2 separate regions of the Mus musculus genome follow, and region 1 is linked to region 2. Evidence: chromatin loops called from intact Hi-C (ENCODE). Cell type or tissue: left cerebral cortex. All regions are shown on one strand.

What was found. Hi-C counts contacts between places; a loop is a spot of excess contacts. Peaks named below come from ENCODE experiments on the same cell type or tissue, not always from the same donor. Only the 100,000 strongest peaks of a DNase experiment are listed, where the experiment ranks them.
Region 1: a loop joins it to region 2, with 3 times the contacts of the local background. A loop is called at or near these places in 1 of 42 quality-filtered maps.

Annotation. Positions count from the first base shown.
Region 1 is chr6:54,476,419-54,481,418 of GRCm38, reverse strand. All of the region lies in intron 2 of Wipf3 (WAS/WASL interacting protein family, member 3), which reads right to left. It also overlaps a transcript of Scrn1 not described here. Among named protein-coding and RNA genes, the nearest start is that of Gm44026, 12 kb to the right of the region's middle. In left cerebral cortex, a CTCF peak has its summit at 2,294 (motif pointing right); DNase peaks (open chromatin) are centred at 2,286, 2,563 and 4,944; H3K27ac peaks cover 19 bases.
Region 2 is chr6:54,250,988-54,255,987 of GRCm38, reverse strand. All of the region lies in intron 6 of Chn2 (chimerin 2), which reads right to left. It overlaps Gm15527 (a long non-coding RNA gene), which reads left to right and starts at 994. Exons shown (of 3, transcript XR_003956307.1): 1 at 994-1,422. In left cerebral cortex, CTCF peaks have their summits at 976 and 2,598 (motif pointing right); DNase peaks (open chromatin) are centred at 1,016, 1,940 and 2,511; H3K27ac peaks cover 558 bases.

The DNA of each region.
Region 1 (5,000 bases), 230 kb before region 2:
TGCAGCGGATTCAGGCTCTGGGAGCCGGCTTTATGGGAGGTGTAGTGACCTTTGTATGGAGCTCAGTGGAGAACTAGGAAGCTCAAGAGAAACGGGGTTCTCCAGGGTCAGAGAATTAGAAAGACAGGGAGTCAGGGGTCACAGGGTATTTTAGTGACTATATACTCTACTTACTGGGTGAGTGCATGGTTAGTGAATGAATGAATGATTGGATTGGCTCCAACAGGTTTAAGACACCCTGTGAGTTCTCCTGAACATACACTTGTGCCAGGGACACAGGCATAACCTGCAAGGAGCTATTTCCTCTGTATCAGAGTGCATGGCTGAGTAGCCACTGATGGTCACAGAGACCAGGGACCAGGTAAATCAGGCTCCTGGGAAGCCTCACGCAGTTCCTGATGGGGCACTGGGCTTTGAAAATCCTTGTTCTAGTCAGAAAAGTGGGGTGGTTACAAATGCTCTCATAGATTCTAAGAGACTGGAACTTTTGCTAACTCACAGCTGAGTTAACATACCCTGCGGTCACTGCTATCCTACTGTGGTCCTAGCCCTGTCTTTTTAACCCACTTTAAGACAGCAACAAACAAGCAACCTCACCTACCTTGGGTTGCCCATGTGATGAATTTTTTTAAAAAACGATTTATTTATTTTATTTATATAAGTACACACTGGAGCTGTCTTCAGACACACTCGAAGAAGACATTGGATTCCATTACAGATGGTTGTGAGCCACCATGTGGTTGCTGAGATTTGAACTCAGGACCTTTGGAAGAGCAGTCAGGGCTCTTAACCACTGAGCTATCTCTAGCCCTCCTGCCCCCATGTGATTAAACCTTTACAGCCTAAGCTAAGGCATGGCTTTAATCTTATTATATGGTCTCCCATGCCGCTGGCCCATGAGTAATTCACACACACACACACACACACACACACACACACACAGAGAGAGATTTACAAGACAGCATTCAGGCAGGCACAGATTCAGGTTCATATCACAGACAGATTAGAGACAAGAGAGAGACTCTGGCTTGCTCTTGGTTAAATTACTCCAAGATTGCTTTTCTTAATTCGACACCGGCATATATTGTGATTCTGGGCTTATAACTAATGGATCTATCTAATCCAGTGTAGAAAAGAAAATTAGGTTGCTCGATACAAACTCCTGGGCTGTGCATCATCAGAGACGCTGTGTTCTGGGCTAAACATAAGGAGTCCACCAGTGACTCTGGCTTGACTTAGACCCTCAACGTGTTTGAAAGGCCTAAGCTCTAAAGCCCGATCCGTGTTGCCTGGAAACACACTTTCTGAGCCTTTAGGAGAGGCTTGTGGATGCTGGTCGGTAACATAGCTGTGGACCGGGCTCTCCAGTTCCACAGCCTTCAGTACATTTAGACATAGTTCAAATGCTTTTATAATACACGTACAATAGGGTTATTTCTTACACAACGTGGTTTTAAAATACTCTGTACAAGCCATTAAAATCAAAGTCATTTAAAATGGAATGAGTAAAAGCATCAGGGCCCTGGGCAAGAGGGATACAACTGTTCTTGTAAAACTGACCTTAGGGTCTCAGGTGTGCTTTATGTGTGGCTAGGGATGCTGGGCAAGGAGTGTTCTGTAATTCTCTAAGTGCAGGACAAACAGCAATGGAAGTCCTATGCATGATGGTGGTTTTGAGGAAGGGGGAGGTTTATAATGTTCTGTTTGAGAGGCACTCATGTGGTGAGAAACTCCTATCCCCTTCCACTCCCCAGAGAAGGATCATCTCGTCTACTTCAGACTCCAGGTTTTAAAAATTGTATTTCATGTGTATGGGTGTTTTGCCTGCGTGTATGTTTAGGTACCATATGTTTACCCGGTACCCTCAGAGGTCAGAAGAGGGTGCTATATCCTCTGGGACTGGAGTAACAGAGGATCATGATCCTCTGTGTAGGCGCTGGGAATCAAACCAGGGCCTTCTGGAATATGAGGCAGTGCTCTTCCCTGCTAAACCATCTCTCTCCAGCCACTCAATTTCACTTACGGCCTGAAGACATCCTTACTCTCTGATTTTGCCCATTAACAGATGTTTCAGGTGAGGGCCCTGGAGACTGACGCATTGAAATCATTATCTTAATTTTGTTACTTATTTAGCACGGGCCTCAGTATGTGCCTGGGGATTCTTACATGACAGACTGACAAATGAACACATTCTCCAGCAAGCACACTGGTGAACATCCCTTCTCTCTTGACTCTCTCCTGCTCCTGAGTTTGTCCTGGCAATTTCCCACTAGAGGGCTCTCCGGCACCTGCCACCATAAGGCACCTGCCAATCTCTCTGTGAGGCAGGCCAGGCAAGAATTGCTAACTTCTGGGGGAAAAAAAAAAGCCATATATATATTTAGACTTAGTGGGTTTCTGACAAAAGGACACATTCATTCATATGTTGATGATTATACTACACACAGACAGTCATTTCTACTCAAGCTACAATATTTGTCAATCTTCCAACTATAGTGGTTTAAAAAAAAAAGACAACCCTAAGAATCCTTGTTACCATGGAGACAGGATAATGAAGCAGGAAGAAAGAGTTCCTAAATATCCACTGAGTATTTTTCCTCTGTGCCAATCCTCACCATTGGCAACTTCACTAAAATCATAAGCACAGGAAAGGAAGCAACCCTGGGCACTTTCCCTGTGGAAAACAAGCTTGCAAATTGTCTGAAACACCCATCATGACATCCCTGCGAAGACCACTCTTGTTTCTTCCCGATAACAATGTGACTGAGAACAAAGATCTGTCTGCTTCCACCCAAAGCCCTGGTTCACACAGTTTGCTACTGTACGACTCAAAAGAAGTCATCCAGGAGCTGGAAAGAATATGAAATCCCACAGAGGACAGGCACATGAGCCTTTCTCTTTGGATAAAGAAGCTGAAAGCCAGAGGTAAGCCAATAAGCAGATTAGAAATACCAAAATCAAATGACAGCAACACAGAGCCAAGGGTAGCAGTAGAGGTGGAGAGGTGGCTGCTCTGACTTGGATACATTATAAAAGCCATTTGTGTCCCTTTGCTGCTCCAGTAAATGAAGCAGCGGAGCTGCGGTTGTTATCTGGGCAGGGAGTGACAGTCTAGATCAGAACTTTGATGTGTCCTCCACCACACCTCTTTGCTTCCCTCTGCCACCTGGCCTCTGTTGTAACACTGTCTTCTGTGAGAAAGGCTGACACCAATGTCGCTGGTTCCCTCTCCTCTCATCTGAAAAGCTGCTTCTTTAAGAATACGTATTTATGTCTTTTTAATTTTATGTGCAGACCAAATGTGTGCCTAGTGCCTGAGGAGGCCAGAAGAGCCTCCTGGAACTGGAGCTACAGAGGGCTGTGAGTGGTTGAAGATCCTGGAAACCGAGTCCAGATCCTCTGGAGGTGTAGACAGTGCCCGGGGAGGGGCTTCTTTCTTCGGTGGACGGAGGTTTGCTGAGGGGACAACAGAGACCAAAAAGCAGAGAGCCAGTACCACATATTCCTCCCAAGGCTCAGCAAATGTCTCACAGAGAATGGGAAGGTTCTAAGGGCCAGAGCTCCCAGGGGCCGCTGTCAAACTGTCTTCCAGATGTGAGAGCCGCTGTACTCATAAGCTCTCTACAGTTGTGGATGCTACACAAGACTTTGTCAAGATCAATCTGGTCAATATCCTGGCATGCATGGCGCACGTGTGTGTGTGTGTGTGTGTGTGTGTGTGTGTTTGTGTGTGTTCACTAGTTGAGAAGCTACAGGTAGTTCATGACTACCAGAAGAAAGAAGTCAGATTTCTCAGAAGTAGGGGGTAGGTCCCAACCTATAAAGGCTAGTCCTACACTCATTTACATTTGGGTTACACTAATTAAACTCAATAGGTAATCTAATCTATCTATCTATCTATCTATCTATCTATCTATCTATCTATCTATCTATCTACCTACCTATCATCTATCATCTACAGAGTGTGGAAGGACATAAAAATGAAGGAAAGATGGGATAGAGCAAGCTAGAGAAAAGCTGAAGGTGGGGAGTGAGGGATGAATTTGATCAAAATAAAATGTATTCAAATATGAACGAGGAAAAGGGCCAGTGGTTGTCCCAAACCAAGCCAGGTACTTCTCTCAAAGGTGATCTAAACCCGTCCCTGTATTTGTTGGCGTTTGAAGCTAGCATATAAAGTAACAGGTTTAATTCTGACATGTCCATACACATTTTGTCCTTATTCACCTGGTCTCCTATTGCTCCTCCCTGTCCTCCTGCCTCTTGCTGGTCCCCCACACCCCAGAGCCTCCTTTCTGCTTTCTGGTCACAGGCGTTTCACTTGCTTCTTTCTTTTTTTCCTCTACCCCCCCCCCCCCCGTCCCTGAAAGTTTCTTCCTCCTTCTGATGAAGTCCTTTGTAGTTTCTTGACCCACCCTCACTTGCATATGCATCCTGAAATCTAGGTCCTGCATCTGAAAGAAATCATGCAGTATTGGTATTTCTGCATCTGCCCCCTACCCCCACTGAAATCTAGGTCCTGCATCTGAAAGAAATCATGCAATATTGGTATTTCTGCATCTGCCCCCTAGCTCCCTTCCCCCAACGACTCCAGTTCCATTCACCTTTCTGCAGATGTCAGATTTATGCTTTTCTCTTTATGGCTGTTGCACTGAAAAGGGGTGCACAGGTTCCCTGGCACACGGGGCCTGCACATTATCTCAGCCCTAGGCTACCCCAGCAGCCTCAGACTCGTGGGCAGACAGGTCTCAGCAGCTTATAACTGTCTTTGGCAGTTTATTGCCAAGCCTGGATCACAAGGACAGCTAGAATAGCCTCCCACCTGCTGCTGTGCTTTTTGCGCGGAAGAACACAGGGAACTCTGAATCCAGGAGAGAGACGGAAATATCCTGTGAAGGAGGGGTGGCCTACCCACTCTCCCCCATCAGGCCCGACACGATGTTCTCTGCACTCCAAATGGTACCTAAGTCATGCTGTTCAAGAACGAGGCGTTTTTGCCA
Region 2 (5,000 bases):
TGGTTTATTTGTGAATTTCAGGTAGATGGGTGTGTGCAACTGGAGAATAGATGCAGATTCATAAAGAGAGGATGCCACACCACAGTTAAGCATCGTGCAGCCGCAGCGCAGCCTGCATGCTGGATTGACTTCTCCACAGCGGCACAGCCTCTCGGTGGCTTGACTCACTTTCCTTGCGCTGAATTTGAACCCAGCACTGCAGGGTCAGGATGGCCAAGCACTTTGAAAGTTGCTCTCTCAGAATGAAGAGTTTCCTCACTATCACTTCTCCTGTTTTCCCCTTGATACTATTTAAGCGGTAAATAAAGGGAGCAACTTCTCTGAGGCTGGAGACACCGTTGTAACCTAGAGCAGCCTTGGAGTGCAATTAAAACCAATTAGGCCCACGTGCGTATAATTACAGCGACTTAATGAGCAAGCAGGGACTGAGCCTCTTCTGGGAAGCAGTCTGCCCCCCATGCGTGTGATGAGGCCTGCAGGGAAGGCGGTGGGAGGGATAGCGACAGGGAGAAAGGGGACCCTTTGAGGAAGTTAGGATGCTTTTGTTGCCTGGAAGACACGTGAAACTCTCTGCTGTGCACGGGCCAGAGAGGGCTGGAGTGGGGATGGCTGTATGACTTGATTCAAGACACTGAGGAGGAGGCCCTAGGTCAGCCGGGACCTGCTCTGGCAGTGACCCCCTGGCCTTGTCATCAAGGGTGGTTGGAAGCCCAAACTCCACACTCCCAAAACACTGACCACTGCTAGTGTTGGAGCCAGGACTCTATGTGGCCAGAACATTAGGGTAACCTACTAGTGAGTCTCAAATACTCTGGAAAGTTAAGAGAGGTGCTAGCATGCTTCTGTGTGCTGTGGCCTGGGGGAAGTCTAAGTGGACCTGGAACGTGGGTGGGGGATAAGAATGGGTAGATGCTTCTGGGCTATTCTGACTCCCAGTGGAATGCAGAAGTAGGCTGCAGAGCACCCCCTACAGCCTGCCTGCGGAGCAGCACGGGGCTCCAGTCTAATTTCCCTGTGGGCTCTCCAACCAGAGGCATTCCTAACCACTGGACAAACACATCGCAGAAGGCTCCTGTACAGTTGGAGCAGCACCCGGAAGGCTTGTGAGAACAGATTTGTAGGACCTGCATCTGACCTAGAAATCTGAAAGGACAGTGGGGGAGGGGAGACAGACACTTGCAGGTTAAATAGGCCGTAGTATTGTCCAGGCACAGTGTGCCTGAAATTTGTTACCTGGGTGCTTGTACGTCATTTGGTAATCACACTCTCTCCCCCTGGACCAGGCACTATGGTGGGCACAGGAAACTAAGGATAACTAACATTCAGGCCTTCACTTCAAGGAGCCAATATTTGCAAGAGTGAAGAGAAATGGCCTTGAACCGTGTAGTCATGTAACAATTCCTGCTCCGGGACTCGGAAGAGGTAGGTTCAAAGCGTTCTGGGAACAAGGTAGAAGACACAATAAATTCAGGGAGGCAGACGGGGTGGGGGGTGGGGCGGGGGCGGAGGAGAGGAACTCTAGAAAGTCAAGGCCAGGAGAAATATTCAAAAAGCTTTGACAGGCCTTTGTGTAGAGCAAGCGTGTGTTAGACAGAGAAAAAGACAAAAGCATTTTAAGTGGACAACCACACCAACGTGGGATGTGCTCGGGGAGACGATAGAGTTGTCCTTGAAAGAGCCACTGTTAGTTAGGTTTGTTATTACTGTCTACAGTGTCAGGGCCTGAACCAGGGACCTGTGAGCCAGGCAAGCGCTCTACTACCGAGATACAGCCTAGCGCTCTGACTCTCCTCTCAGCCCTGAGGCTTGGGCTCCTTCCTGAAAACACTCATCTCAGACAGCTGAGAGTTTGGCTGTGACTGGGAAATCCTTAGTAGCTGAGTTCTGATGCACAGCTGCCTTGTTCTGTGTGATGGAGGCGGAACTAGGACCATAAGGCTGGGCACCGGGAGTGCAGGCTCACGTGGGCTTGGGCTGAACCCCTGTCCTCAGACAAGGCGTGGTGTCCTCCTTGTCCTCACTTCTCTCCAGAGCAAAAGACATTGTTTGGATCCAAGATCTGCCAAGTAGCACCTGACACCTCCCCCAACCCCAGTCTGTCACTTGCTGGCCACAGGCATGGCTCAGCTGGGTATTTTTAGAGTGTTTTTTTTTTTCTTTTTTAAGCAGCATACACAGTATTAGGTTTCTTCTGCACTTTCAAGCAGAATGCATTGTGGTGGCTCCTCCCTCTCCTGCTCCACACCCCTGACCTCTCCTTATGCCCTTCTACCCACCTGCATGTCTGACCTCTGAAAAAACACGTTAAAGGACGGACTTCTGAAAAACGGACCAGGAGCAATTGTTCCAAGCCAGTAAACTGGAACCCCACACTTTCCCAGTGTTGGGAGAAATCACAGGCTTCAGGTGCCCATCTGGCCATCCGGAGAACAGACGGGTGTGGCTTGGGAACAACTTGTACCCTTCTGTGTGTCCACAACTGTGATGTGACTAAGTAGCTTCTAAGACTATGAAAACCTTCTCTAGTTTAAACAATTATATTGAATGTGTATGGGTGTTCTGACAGGGTGTATCTGTGAGCCTTGCACATGCAGTGCCCACGGTGGCCAGAAGAGGGCCTCAGAGACCCCGCAACTGGAGTTACACCGAATTGTGATGTACTATGTAGGTGCTGGGACTGACCTGATCCCTCTGCAAGCACAGCCAGTGGTCTTAACTGCTGAGCCATCTCTTCAGCCCAGAACCTATCATTTTATCAGATGACTTTTCAAAGTTGTTGTATTAGGGCTATAGTGATGTTTATATTGTGTTCATTAAATCTTAGTCATATGTTAAACTTTGGCAAGTGAACATTTATTTTGTACAGTGAGTGAGTGGTTCCACCATTAAACTCCTTGAAGATTAAAAACAATCTGGAGAGGCTGGTAAGATGGCTCACTGGGGTCAAGGTGCCTGACAACCTGAGTCTGAACCTGTAATCCGTATGGTGGAAAGAGAGAGTCTGCTACTACAAGTTGTCCTCTGATCTCCAAAAACATGCAGTGGCACATAGGTGTGCACATGCCACAGTGCACATGTGGAGGTGAGAGGACAACTTTTCAGAATTGGTTCTGTCCTACTATAGATTCAGGACATCAGACTTGGTGGCAGGTGCCTTTACCTGCTGAGCCTTCCCTGCCTGAGAGCACATTCTTTAGTGGCTTTCTGGAACTGCTAGTTTAGTGGCATCACAGTGGTGGTGTGAACTCAGGGTAGGGTCTACATCATGGGTATCGGTGAATAACGCTGCACCCCAGGTGGGGAAACATCTCAGCTGTATCCAGCAGCACTCCGCAGACTGTGGTGCTTTTAAAGGAACCAAGGAAGACCATGTCAAACTGCTGTTGGGATGATTTTACCAAGTTTGAAACCTAACTACTAAGAAGACACCGAATTGTGTCTGGGAAGCTTAGAGCGAGTGACACCCGCCCTCTTTAGAGTTCTGCGAGTTTCAAGGAAGCCACACAGCCACTGTCTCTGTACTGTTAGAGTTGTTGTGGCCATGTGACTAAGCAAATAAAGTAGAGTTAGGTGTCACCTTGAGGATGTGTCATAGGAAGAATGCCCATGGTCATTCCACAATGGGCATGGGACATGGGTAAGAAATAACAGGTTGGTACTACTGTTGGGTTTTCTTTAATGTGACCTGACCCAGCCCATCCTGACTGATGTGCTGAGGGCTGAGGGCTCACTGGCTAGAACATGGTAGGGAACTCCATCACCACGCTCTACAACAACCCCCCACTTTTTACTCAACACCCCAAGATCTCAAGCCACGCGCACATTTCATTTCCATACTTCCCTGCCTGCTAGCTGTCCTTGGCATCAGAAGTTCCATGACTGTGACGCAGTGGCTAGCACTATGAACGTTTCCCTACCCCGGTGCAAGCTGTTCCTCGTGCTGCATTCCAATGGCCACATCTGAAGGCCCTCATCTCTGCTCCTGGCTCTCTGCCTGGCAGCTCTTTTCTTTATTTTGCCTTAAAGCAACTTCCTTTCCCTTAATAACACAGGTCAAATGTCACCTCCCCTTTGAACTATCCCTGAACTCCCATCGCTGATAATTAACTGCTTTGTTACCAGAGCCTGTTTTGAACCTTTTGTGGAGAGCCAGTGTCTGGGTACGTCTGTCGGCTCTATCATATCCCCACACACGGAATCCCCTCCTGACTGAGGCACTTTGGGACAGAGATTTCAAGACCTGTCGGGGCTGGGAGGCATATGGGGCAAACTGTGTGAGGACAGACAGGATTCGGGGAAGCACAGGGTGTCAGTACCAGTGAGAATGCAATCCAAACTGGTTAGAGGGATCGATGCGATTGTACTTTAGCCCAAAGAAACCAAGTGGATTTTAAACTGGAACCTCCCGGTGGCTACAGATCTAGTCTGGGTAGACCCGATCTTACTGTCAACTCTGAGTCAGCTAACAGGCACACACAAAACAGGTAGGGGAGAAGGGTGGCCTTTGTGCCTCTACCCAGCTGGCTAAGGCTTCCAGGACACCACTCCTCTCAGGGCTCTTACCATCCCATAGTGGGGTCCCCCGCATCAGGCTCAGTAAGCTGCACTGCTCCCCAAATGCCCCTGGCTATGGGAATGAACAGTTTGAGGAAGTCGCTGTTCCTTCTCCTCTTCTCTTGATGCAAAAACAAACAAAAACAAACAAACAAACAAACAAACAAAAAACCCCGAAAACAAAAAGAATGGTCATACTAGTCATTTGATGGATACAGCTGTAGGACTTTTATGCAGGTACTGTAACAAATAAACTTGGGGGCTTCAAAGAGCATTTGTCCTCTATAATTATGAAGAACAGAAATCAGAGATCAATTTCTCTTGTAGAGATCAAGGGCTGTACTATGTCTAGATCAGCGATCAAACTTCCTAATACCATGACCCTTTAATACAATTCCTCGTGTTTAATGATTGGTGACCTCCAACCATTAAATTACTCTTGTTGC